Regions from separate parts of the Mus musculus genome. Here region 1 is linked to region 2. The links are chromatin contacts, found by POLR2A ChIA-PET in ENCODE. All regions are on one chromosome and are shown on one strand. Each heading gives the region's core, a stretch centred on a gene start or an enhancer-like site at or near the end of the contact. The rest is flanking DNA. Distances are from core to core; before and after follow the strand shown.

What was found. ChIA-PET counts read pairs that join two places held with the same protein, here RNA polymerase II (POLR2A).
Region 1: POLR2A ChIA-PET joins it to region 2 with 11 read pairs in Patski. The contact joins the enhancer-like site here to the promoter of Pacsin1 in region 2. POLR2A ChIA-PET finds 5 or more read pairs at or near these places in 2 of 5 experiments (Patski and embryonic stem cell).

What each region holds. Positions count from the first base shown.
Region 1 is chr17:27,795,093-27,799,804 of GRCm38, reverse strand. The region is part of intron 1 of Ilrun (inflammation and lipid regulator with UBA-like and NBR1-like domains); the gene reads left to right. Among named protein-coding and RNA genes, the nearest start is that of Ilrun, 23 kb to the left of the region's middle. Within about 2 kb of position 2,949, at least 2 of the 3 ENCODE cell types and tissues checked have a DNase peak (open chromatin) inside an H3K27ac peak, as active enhancers do.
Region 2 is chr17:27,653,660-27,658,518 of GRCm38, reverse strand. Pacsin1 (protein kinase C and casein kinase substrate in neurons 1) reads right to left here and starts at 2,928. Exons shown (of 10, transcript NM_011861.3): 1 at 2,760-2,928.

The sequences.
Region 1 (4,712 bases), core at 1,700-4,199, 140 kb before region 2:
GCATAGGGGCTCCACAGGGCTAATCCTGCCAGGCTGTGGTCCTCCTTACAGTTGCACACTATGTCATTAGAATGAGTGTTTTATGCTTAGTGGCCTGGTGTTTTTCTTTTTTCTTTTCTTTTCTTTTTTTCTTTTGTGTGTGTGTGTGTGTGTGTGTTTCACTACTGGGGTTAAGACTATGGCTGTGTGTATACTCAACACTACCCCTGAGCTGTTCCCTCTGCCCAAGAAAAGCATTTTTTTTTAAAGATTTATTTATTATTATATATACATACACTGTTGCTGTCTCCAGACACACCAGAAGAGGTGTCAGATCTCATTATGGGTGGTTGTGAGCCACCATGTGGTTGCTGGGATTTGAACTCAGGACCTTTAGAAGAGCAGTCAGTGCTCTTACCTGCTGAGCCATCTTGCCAGCCCCGAAAAGCATTTTTTTTAACTCTGTAGATTTTTCTCTCTTTTCTTTTCCATCCCTGCCCTCTGCATTTACTGTGTGCATGTGTGTGACTACATAGTAGCCACAGCTCATGTGGCAGTCAAAGGAGTGCTTGTCAGGAGGCAGGCAGGCCTCTCCTTCTGTTAGTCAGGTTGTAGTGGCTAGCACATTGTCAGGCCTGGCACCAAATGCCTTTACCTAGTGAGCCATCTTACCAATCCCCTTCATATCCTCTCTGCTTTTGGGGGACTGGTGTCTCATATTGTAGCTCAGTCTAGTAACCTAGAACTTACTGTGTAGCCCAGGCTGGCCCCAAACTCCTGACAGTCCCCCTACCATAGCCTTTTGAGTACTGCGACTACAGACATCAACTCCCATGTCTGACTAGATGTTTCCTTTTGCTTTAGTTGATCTAAATTTCCCTGTACCTGAGAGCAGGCAGGGTCTCATGTGGCCCTGGTTAATAATCTTGAACTCGATATGTAACAGAGGCTGGCCTTTTAAAACTCCTGCTCCTTCTGTCTCTGCTTCTCGTGTATTGAGCTTACAGACATGCAGCACAATGCCCAGCTTGTAGTTTCAGTTCTTATGTTTTCTAATGTGTATGGGTATTTTGCCTGAATCTGTGTAGTAAAACACACACACACACACACACACACACACACACACACACACAGAGACACAGAGTGTGTTAGCTACAAAGTGGGTGCTTGGTATTGAACCAGGATCCTCTGAAGGAGCAGCAAGTGCTCTTCACCACTGAGCCGTGTCTCCAGCCCTGTGTGTGAGTAACAGTGCTTGCTCCCAAGCCTGAGGACTGGAGTTCATTATCCGTAGTCACATGGTGTTGGGGAGAACTAGGTCTAACAAGGTGTCCTCTCATCTTCACGTTGTTCCGGCAGCGGTACATTCATGCGTTCATGTAAACACACACTTAGTTTTTCAAAGTTCATACAGCATTTTCAATTGTAACTTTTTTTGGGTGAGTGGGGTGTACAATCTTGCTATTGTAGCCCAGGCTGGCCTTGAACTTGTGATAGTCCTCTTGCCCCTACCTTCCTGGTACTGAGTTCCAGCACTTGGGACTCAGGCAACTGGGTCTCTGAGTTCAAGGCCAAACTAGTCTATTTATCTGAGCTCCAGGACAGCCAGAGCTACATAATGAGACTCTTGTCTGGAAAAAAAATGTCTGTGGTAGTGACAGAGTATTTCAGTCATCCCATGGTACAGTTCCCAGACAGGAACAGTCCTATGGTATCCCACCCTCCCCACTGCCCATCCATCCTTTGTCAGAAGATTTTTTGAGACAGAGTTTCTCTTTCTAACAATCCTGGCTGTCCTAAAACTTTGTAGATCAGGCTGGCCTCATACTCAGAGATCCACTGATTCTGCCTCTGGAAGGAGGGGAATAAAGGCGTGTGCCATCAAAGCCTACATCTTCAGAATATTTTTGACTGAACTTATATTGAAGACTGTTTCAGCCTAGAAGCTCTGAGGAAGACTGGGGCAGAGGCTTTCTTGCAGGCAGTGTTCTTTCTTCCTGGTGACCAGCAGCAGAATGTGTGTTTGGAGACAGGCGTGTACATGCTGGCACTGAGTGGGAGCTGATTGAGCTAGTCTTGCTCTTGCTGGCCCAGGATCTGCAATAATCTGACTGGAGCCTGAGGAGGCGTGCCCAGCCGTGTCTGATGGCTGCAGGCGGCTCTCTGCCTTGTGTCTAGGAAGTGATTTGCTCGGCCACCTCCCTTTGTTCCAGGTCACTCATTTGAAGTTTCGGCTTTACGAGGCCCTTGGTCTTTTCTGGCTGAGTTCTGCACCAAGCAGGTGTGGGTGAGGAATTGCTTTGGCTGTGGGATGAACTGGGGATGTGGAGGGGCTTGAGGAAGGGAGCGTGGCTCTTGTTAGTGTGCCGTCTCCGGTGCTCAGGGAGGCTGACCTGGCGACACACCCACAGATAACACAGGACACAATTTGCTGGGAGAATTGCCAATTCTCTTGAATGTGCAAGAGTTTGTCCCTACTAGCAGAGGACCCTGCAAGAGACCAAGGCAGAAAGTAGTCTTTATTCTAAAAATGGACACAACTTTTACTAAATGTTTTCAAATGAGCAAATTGAAAGTATTTTCTCTAGCTTGCTCTTTAGTCCTTAAGGGTAGGGCTGATGGCTGACGTGCCTTGGAGTCTGTTTGTGGGCCGCCTTAGGTTTACCAGGCGCTATGTATGTATGGTTTTGATCATTGTTATCTCCAAAGGGAACTGCTGAAAAGACTGAAGTCCAAGCCTTTGTATGCAGCAGGGAGTGAGCAGGTGCAGCTTGGCTACTGGCCCAGCTCTGCTCCATGTAAATTTCATCAAGCACATGGGACAGGCAGGCAGCTGGTGTCGTAATCCAGTCCTCACTGATTAGTGTGACGAACCACCATTACATGATCCTTGCTCTAAGTATAGCCTGCCTTTCTGGCAGCTGCAAACACCTGGAGAAGCAGGCACAGAGGTTCTAGCCAGAAAGTGTCGACTGCTCCTGGTGTACACATTGCAGTCACAGAGGTCCTAGCCAGAAAGTGTCGACTGCTCCTGGTGTACACATTGCTGTGTCTGTGCTTGGCTTCATGGCGCATGGTTGCCTTTGCCGAGAAGCATGCAGATTGAGAGCTGGTGGTGAGCTTACTGATGAAAGACCAGAAGAACATCCCATAATATCATCACCAGAAGAGCCTTTGATCCCCAACATATTTATTTAAACAGCCTCTGTGGCCTATGGTTTCAGGCACTGGAGCTGTGAACCAGCCCTGGCGAGATGCTGTTGTTCGGAGGACTCTGGATTGTGTGCATGGCTCCTTAGGAGCAGCTAATCAAATGGAGAAAGAAGTTACAAATGGCAATTTGCTTTCTTCCTTTGCCTTTTCTGATTTAAGACTGGGTTTCTTGTAGCTCAGGTTGGTCTTGAACTCTTCATCATCTTAACTCCATTCCTAAGGTTTAGAGGCTGGTGTGCCCTCCCCTCAGTCTTTCTCGAGTGTGAATGTATACACATGCTGGTTTGTGTGGAGGCCAGAGATGGGAAGATGGTTGTCCTTCTTCAATGTTTTGTTTTGAGTCAGGGTCTCACTATGTAGCCGTGGATGGCCTGAACCTCAGGCTGTATGAACCATGCTGGTGTTGAACTCACAGAAATTTTCCTGCCTCACTGCCTCTCAAGTGCTGGAATTAAAGACTTGTGTCATCATACCCAGCCCTCCCTAGCTCTTAGAGACAAGGTGTCTCTCTGTGAACTCACCCTGAGATAAACCCTCCTGGCTCTGCCTTCCATGCCTAGCTTCCACATGGGGTCTAGGGATCGGAACTCACAGGCTTGCTTGTGCATCAGGGACTTCACTCGCTCACCACTTCTTCAGCCCCACACATAATTCTTATTCAACATTTTAAAAGATTATTTTATATGCATGAGTGTTTTGCCTATGTGTACATATGTATACCACAAGCATGCCTGGTTCCCTCAGAGCTCAGATCGCTGGAACTAGTGTTACAGGTTAGGAGCTACCATGTGGTTGCTGGGAATTGAATCTCAGCTCTTCACCAGCACCCAGCTCACATATAAAAAAAGTGGTCACTTCTTAAAAAGAATATTTTTGTTTTTTGAGACAGCCACCATATTTAGCTGAGGCTAGCTCCAAACTACTACTCTCACCTCATCCTCCTGAGTGTGTACAGGCTTGACCCACCACACCCAGCAAAGATTCTTAAGATGTCAGTGAGATAGGTCATTTGTCACGTTGCCGAGATCTAGCAGAGGGAAGCAGGTGTGCTGCAGGTGCTATGAGCATTGCTCTGTGTCTGCTGAGGGAAGGCTGGACCCAGAGTGAAGATCTAGACTCTCCATGAAGTGCTACATAAAGGGGCTGACTGTAGATGATACACAGGGTAATGGATGCTGAAACTGCGAAAGATGAAGTTTAGAAGCACTCAGTGGTAATTGGTTAAGTGGTGGTTTACCCTACAGTGACTCACCTGTGACAGACTACTCAGTCTTGACAGAGACTACTCACTCCTCACAGAAATATCTTCAAGACCTATTGTCAAAGTAATAAAGCCAAGAGTAGTGTGTAATCATACCTGCTGTAGGAACTAAGAACACAATACATACATACATACATACATACATACATACATACATAATGCATCCATCCATACATACATACATACATAAGAGCTTTTTAAATGTGGAACTTGGGCTGTCCAGATGGCTCAGTGGGTATGAATGCTTGCCACTAAGCTT
Region 2 (4,859 bases), core at 1,679-4,178:
ATAGTGAGTGAGACCCTGTCTCAAAAAAAAAAAAAAAAAAAAAAAATCTACTAAGCAGGGTGGTGGTGGCACATGTCTTTGATCCCACCACTCTGGTGAGTTCAAGACCAAGCTGGTCTTTTAAAAAAAAAAGGAGGGGGGGGGGAAAGCTGGAGAGATGGCTCAGTGGTTAAGAGCACTGTCTGCTCTTCCAGAGGACCTGAGTTCAAATCCCAGCACCCACATGGTGACTCACAACCATTTCTAATGGGATCCAAAGCCCTCTTGTGGTTGTCTAAAGACAGTGACAATGTACTCACATACATTAAATAAATAAATAAATCTTAAAAAAAAAAAAAAGACCAAGTTGGTCTACAGAGTGAGTTCTAAGATAGCCAGGGCTACACAGAGAAACCCTGTCTCAAACAAAACAAGACAAAACAAAACAGTATAATAATAATAATACTAGTAGAAATGTAAAAAACAAAACAAAACAAAAATTTAAATGTAAAACTAAGGGTTGGCGCCATATATCACAGAAGAAACAACCTAGCCTAGAATCCCTCAGTGAGGGGCTAGGGGCGTGGCTCAGCAGAAAGTGCTTGTCATAAAATGTTCCAGGCCTTTGGCTGGAGCCTGTTCCTCCTCTCCTCAGCACAGTCATTCTCTCCTGTCCTCTTCTTGCTTCTGTGGGGAGGACCCCCGATCAGTGAGCTCCTTCCCCATTGGCCCTTCCTGTCCTTCCTCCCCTGACAGACCCCCAGAAGCCACTCTTCTTCCGTGAGTCTCCCACTGCCACTCAATCCTGCCAGGGATGCAACCATCTCCTGCAGAAGAACCTTTCAAATGACGCACTACGTCACACTTTCCACAAGTAAAGGTCTCTCTGTGTCGGCCTTGGGGGGGGGGGGGTCACCAGACCAAGACACACCTCCTTCATCCTTCGACTGTCTCCATAACCCAGGGAAGATGTCACTCAAAGACTGGGGCAACGGGTCTGGGGAGAGGAGCAAGACGGGGCAAGGGCCATGGGCACGGAAGCTTTGGAAGACTGGCAGGCCAGAGCAGGGTGGCTTTGCTGAGGAACCGAACGAGAGTGAGAATTCAGAGCGATGGAAAGCAAGAGAGGGAGGAAGAGGAGTCAGCTGACTGGCAGGGTGGTACAGCCCTACTCAGGGAGAGCTGTGCACCTGTCAAAGGAACAAGGCAAGCCAAAAGGGCTCTCTGCCAGGGCCCATGTCACCTTTTACACACACAGTTTACTCATAAGACCCCAAAGACCTAGAAGAGCCCGGCTGGGGCCGTCCCAGCCCTGGAAGCTGACCCAGATTGTCTTGTGACAGTTGAGATGGAGCACTGGAGGAGAAATCACCACCGCAGACGCTTGAGGAAAGGAAGACCTTAAGCAAAGGGCCAGGCTCCCCGGGGACACAGGGCGGCCAACGAGTCAGTCAGGAACCAACAGGACAGAAGCCCCACCAATAGTCACAGCTGACATTCAACCCCAGGCTTAAAGGAGTTTCTTGGTGGCTCTTTGGTCCGGGGGAATAGAAAGACCAAAGGGGTTCCCCTCCATTTTCCAGCTTGGTAGCTATTGCCCAAAGTTTACATATTCATTCATTCATTCATTCATTCGTTCATTTGTTCGTTTGTTCATAGTGAAAACATTTCTTCAGTGAGGAGCCCTTCTCAGACACTGACAATGTCAGAGACAAGTCAGATTCTTAGCCTGAAGGCCCTTTGGTCTAGAGGGGGACAGGCCAGACATAAGTAACCTCCGGGTTGACAGGGTTCAAGAACATGGGGCCAGAGGTGACCTCTCCCCTGGGGAGTCAGGAAGCTGCTTAGAAAGAGTGATCTGAGTAACGGGCAAACATCTGATAAGAAAACCAGGCTGCGGGCAGAGCTTCCCAGACCACTGGCAATCTGCACCCCAGCTGTGCTGGGGCCCCTGACAATGGGCTATTTCTGGTTGTGCCTAGAAAAAGAAGGTGCCTCATGTTTAAGTTCCCCCAGGCTGCAGAGCTGTGCTTGGGGGAGGTGGGGGTGGGGGCAAGGCTGGAACTTAAAAATCGGGGGTTTGAAGCTGAGTCTAGCCAAGCTCTGGGGTTTGCCACTGTGTCGCAGACACATTAATGACCCTTTAACCTTTCCACAGCCTCCTCAAAGGTGAACACAACCGGGAGAGCGCCCCAACCGTGACCAAATGGGCTGAGGTTGGTGGAGGGAGAAGGCGGTGTGGCTGGCGCAGAGAGGATTCTGCAGCATCTGCGGGGGCCCTCAGCATCGCCACCTCCTCTTTCCTTCCACCTCCCACCCCCAGCTGGTGGGGGGAGGGGTCGGAAGCAAAGAAGGAAGTACCTGTAATCTAAACCAGACATCGCCGCCTGTGCTTCTCCCCAGCCCACTCTGATCCAGAAATAACATACGCACCAAGCTGGCATCGGCCCACCCATCCCAGCTGGCCCCAGAAAAACATACAACACCGGGGGGGGGGGGCAGCCCCAGCTTCCCAACGATCATGCTTCTTCCCCTTTCCCCAGGGTAAAGGCCTCCCCCTTAGCATCCTCAAGGGGTCATTCTGGCACTGGCTGGGTCAAGCCAAGAGCATCCGGGGGCGCGCGCCTACCTCTCCCCAGATACCTGCCCTCGGCTGTATTCAACGCCATCATATACTGAGCATCTGCATCACGCACTGAAGCCCTGGACTCCCCGAACCCCCAACACTACCCCACCCCCACCCCCAAACCCGCGCTCTCTCCACGCTCTAGAGCCCCTACCTGGGCGCCGGAGCACCGGACACCATCAGCGGGGCGGGTGGCAAAGCGGGCGGCGGCGGCGGCCCAGCCTCAAGCCCGGCCGGCTTCCCGGGGGAGGAGGAGGAAAAGGAGGAGGAGAAGGCTGGCGCGACCGCCGCGCGTCTCTCTGGGGCTGCGGGAAGGAGGAAGGTCAGAGACTCCGCCGAGCGCAGCGCCGCGCGGGGGCGGAGGCGGCGCGGATTAGAGCGGCTTCTCCGTGAGCCAATGGCGACGCGGTGGCTGCGCAGGTGGCAGCACCGCGGTACCCGGAGGCCGCGCCCGCCCGGCCGCCTGCTCCCCAGCTCGGTGTGTTTGATTCCTGCGCGCTCCTAATACCTGCTTCTCATGCGGGGGTTCACGCATGATAGGGGTTTGCTGTATAACCCTGGTGTGATGACCCCCTCCCTATCCGTGTGTGTCGGGTTCATGGAGAACAGGATACTTAAGATTGGCCAAATAGTAAGGATGCTCTCCTCTGCCCTATCCCACGGCCCACTCCCACACTCAGCTCTGCCAAGAAGGCCTGTGTGGATCCTCAGGCCAGTTCACCTCAGCTGGCTGTCAGCAAAGCTAGCTGGAGGCCTTTTTGGAGGTTCTCTGGGACTTGGGGATCCAAACGGTGACACACAGCTGCTGCCTTGTATTCTAACTGCTTCCAGGAGCCGGACTGTTGCCCCAGGGAGTGGGGCCTGACTCAGAAGAGCAGAGGATTCATTCAATGTGTCCAGAGTGTGACACAAACCAGAGAAGGAAGACCAGGAGGCGAAAACTGCCCACCTCTGCCCCTCCCTACCTTGAGAGACCTGGATGTTCACAGGGTTCGAAGAAGGAAGTCTTCCTGAACCCCTGGTGGTGAGGCTAACCGTGAGCTCTGAAGTTCACCAGTTCAGGAGCCCAGAGGAATGCCTGCATACAGTGTTCGTTCATTTGCTAAGAATTCCATGGACAGTTTCAAGCTATATTGTTGTTTTGTTTTTAAGATTTATTTATTTGTATAAGTACACTGTAGCTGTCTTCAGATACACCAGAAGAAGGCATCAGATCCCGTTATAGGTGCATGATGGTTGTGAGCCATCATGTGGTTGCTGGGATTTGAACTCAGGACCTTCGGAAGAGCAGTCAGTGCTCTTAACCGCTGAGCCATCTTTCTAGTCCTCAAGCTATATTATTAGAGCATAGAAGAAGACATCACTAAGACATCACCAGGCAGCATCTCATCTAGGGTAGGACCAGACAGTCAAGTATTATTAGTCAGGGAACCGAGGGATAGAATGGATGACTCTTACTTTACGAAGGGGCTTATCAGATCGGCTTAAACAATACAAGCGTCTGCATGCAGGACAGGCTGAGAATCCCGAAGCTGTCCCAGGACACCGGGTTCCTCAGGAGTCCCAGTGTGGCACTGAATGCATGGAGGATTCCTGAAGAGGCCCCGGAGTCATCAGAGGCCTTCAGGGGACTTTGGAAGGTTGAAACGTGGGGTTCTGGTTGCAGCGGCCGCAGCAGCAGCAGAGCAGATGCATTCACCAGCATGAAGCCAAGGTGGGCAAGGCAAGGGTACGGTGCCCCACCCCCCAACTTCTTACGTCACGCCACCCCAAGGAGGCACGTCTCACCACGGGAGAGTCTCTTTTCCCCTCAGTCAGTTCCTCCCTGAAACGCCCTCCACTCCCTCCACGCTTACCCGGAGTCTCTTACTTCTTTCCGGATCCAATCAAGTCCAGATTAACCACCACAGTGGCTGGTGTTCCACGGAAGGTTGAGAGCTCTGGGCAGAGCTGTCCGGAAAGGTTTTCTCCTGGTGCTGAAGGAGAGCTGAAATCCAGGTTAGACAGGTGGCTGATACAGTAGCCTGGGGCTGATGAGGCCCACCCTCCAGGCCTGCCTGAGCACCCTGATTCCTATTTCCCCGCACCCCAACCTGGAGTTTACCATCAGCCCCAGGCAAGGCTGTGAGGCTCACGAGGGTGGGACAGCTGTCTGGGGAACACCCTGACTCAGTCGCCTTATCTTGATAACCGTGTGACAAGCTGTTGGTGGAGTGGCTGGGGTGTAGGGGAGCCACGGACACACACGGGGCTC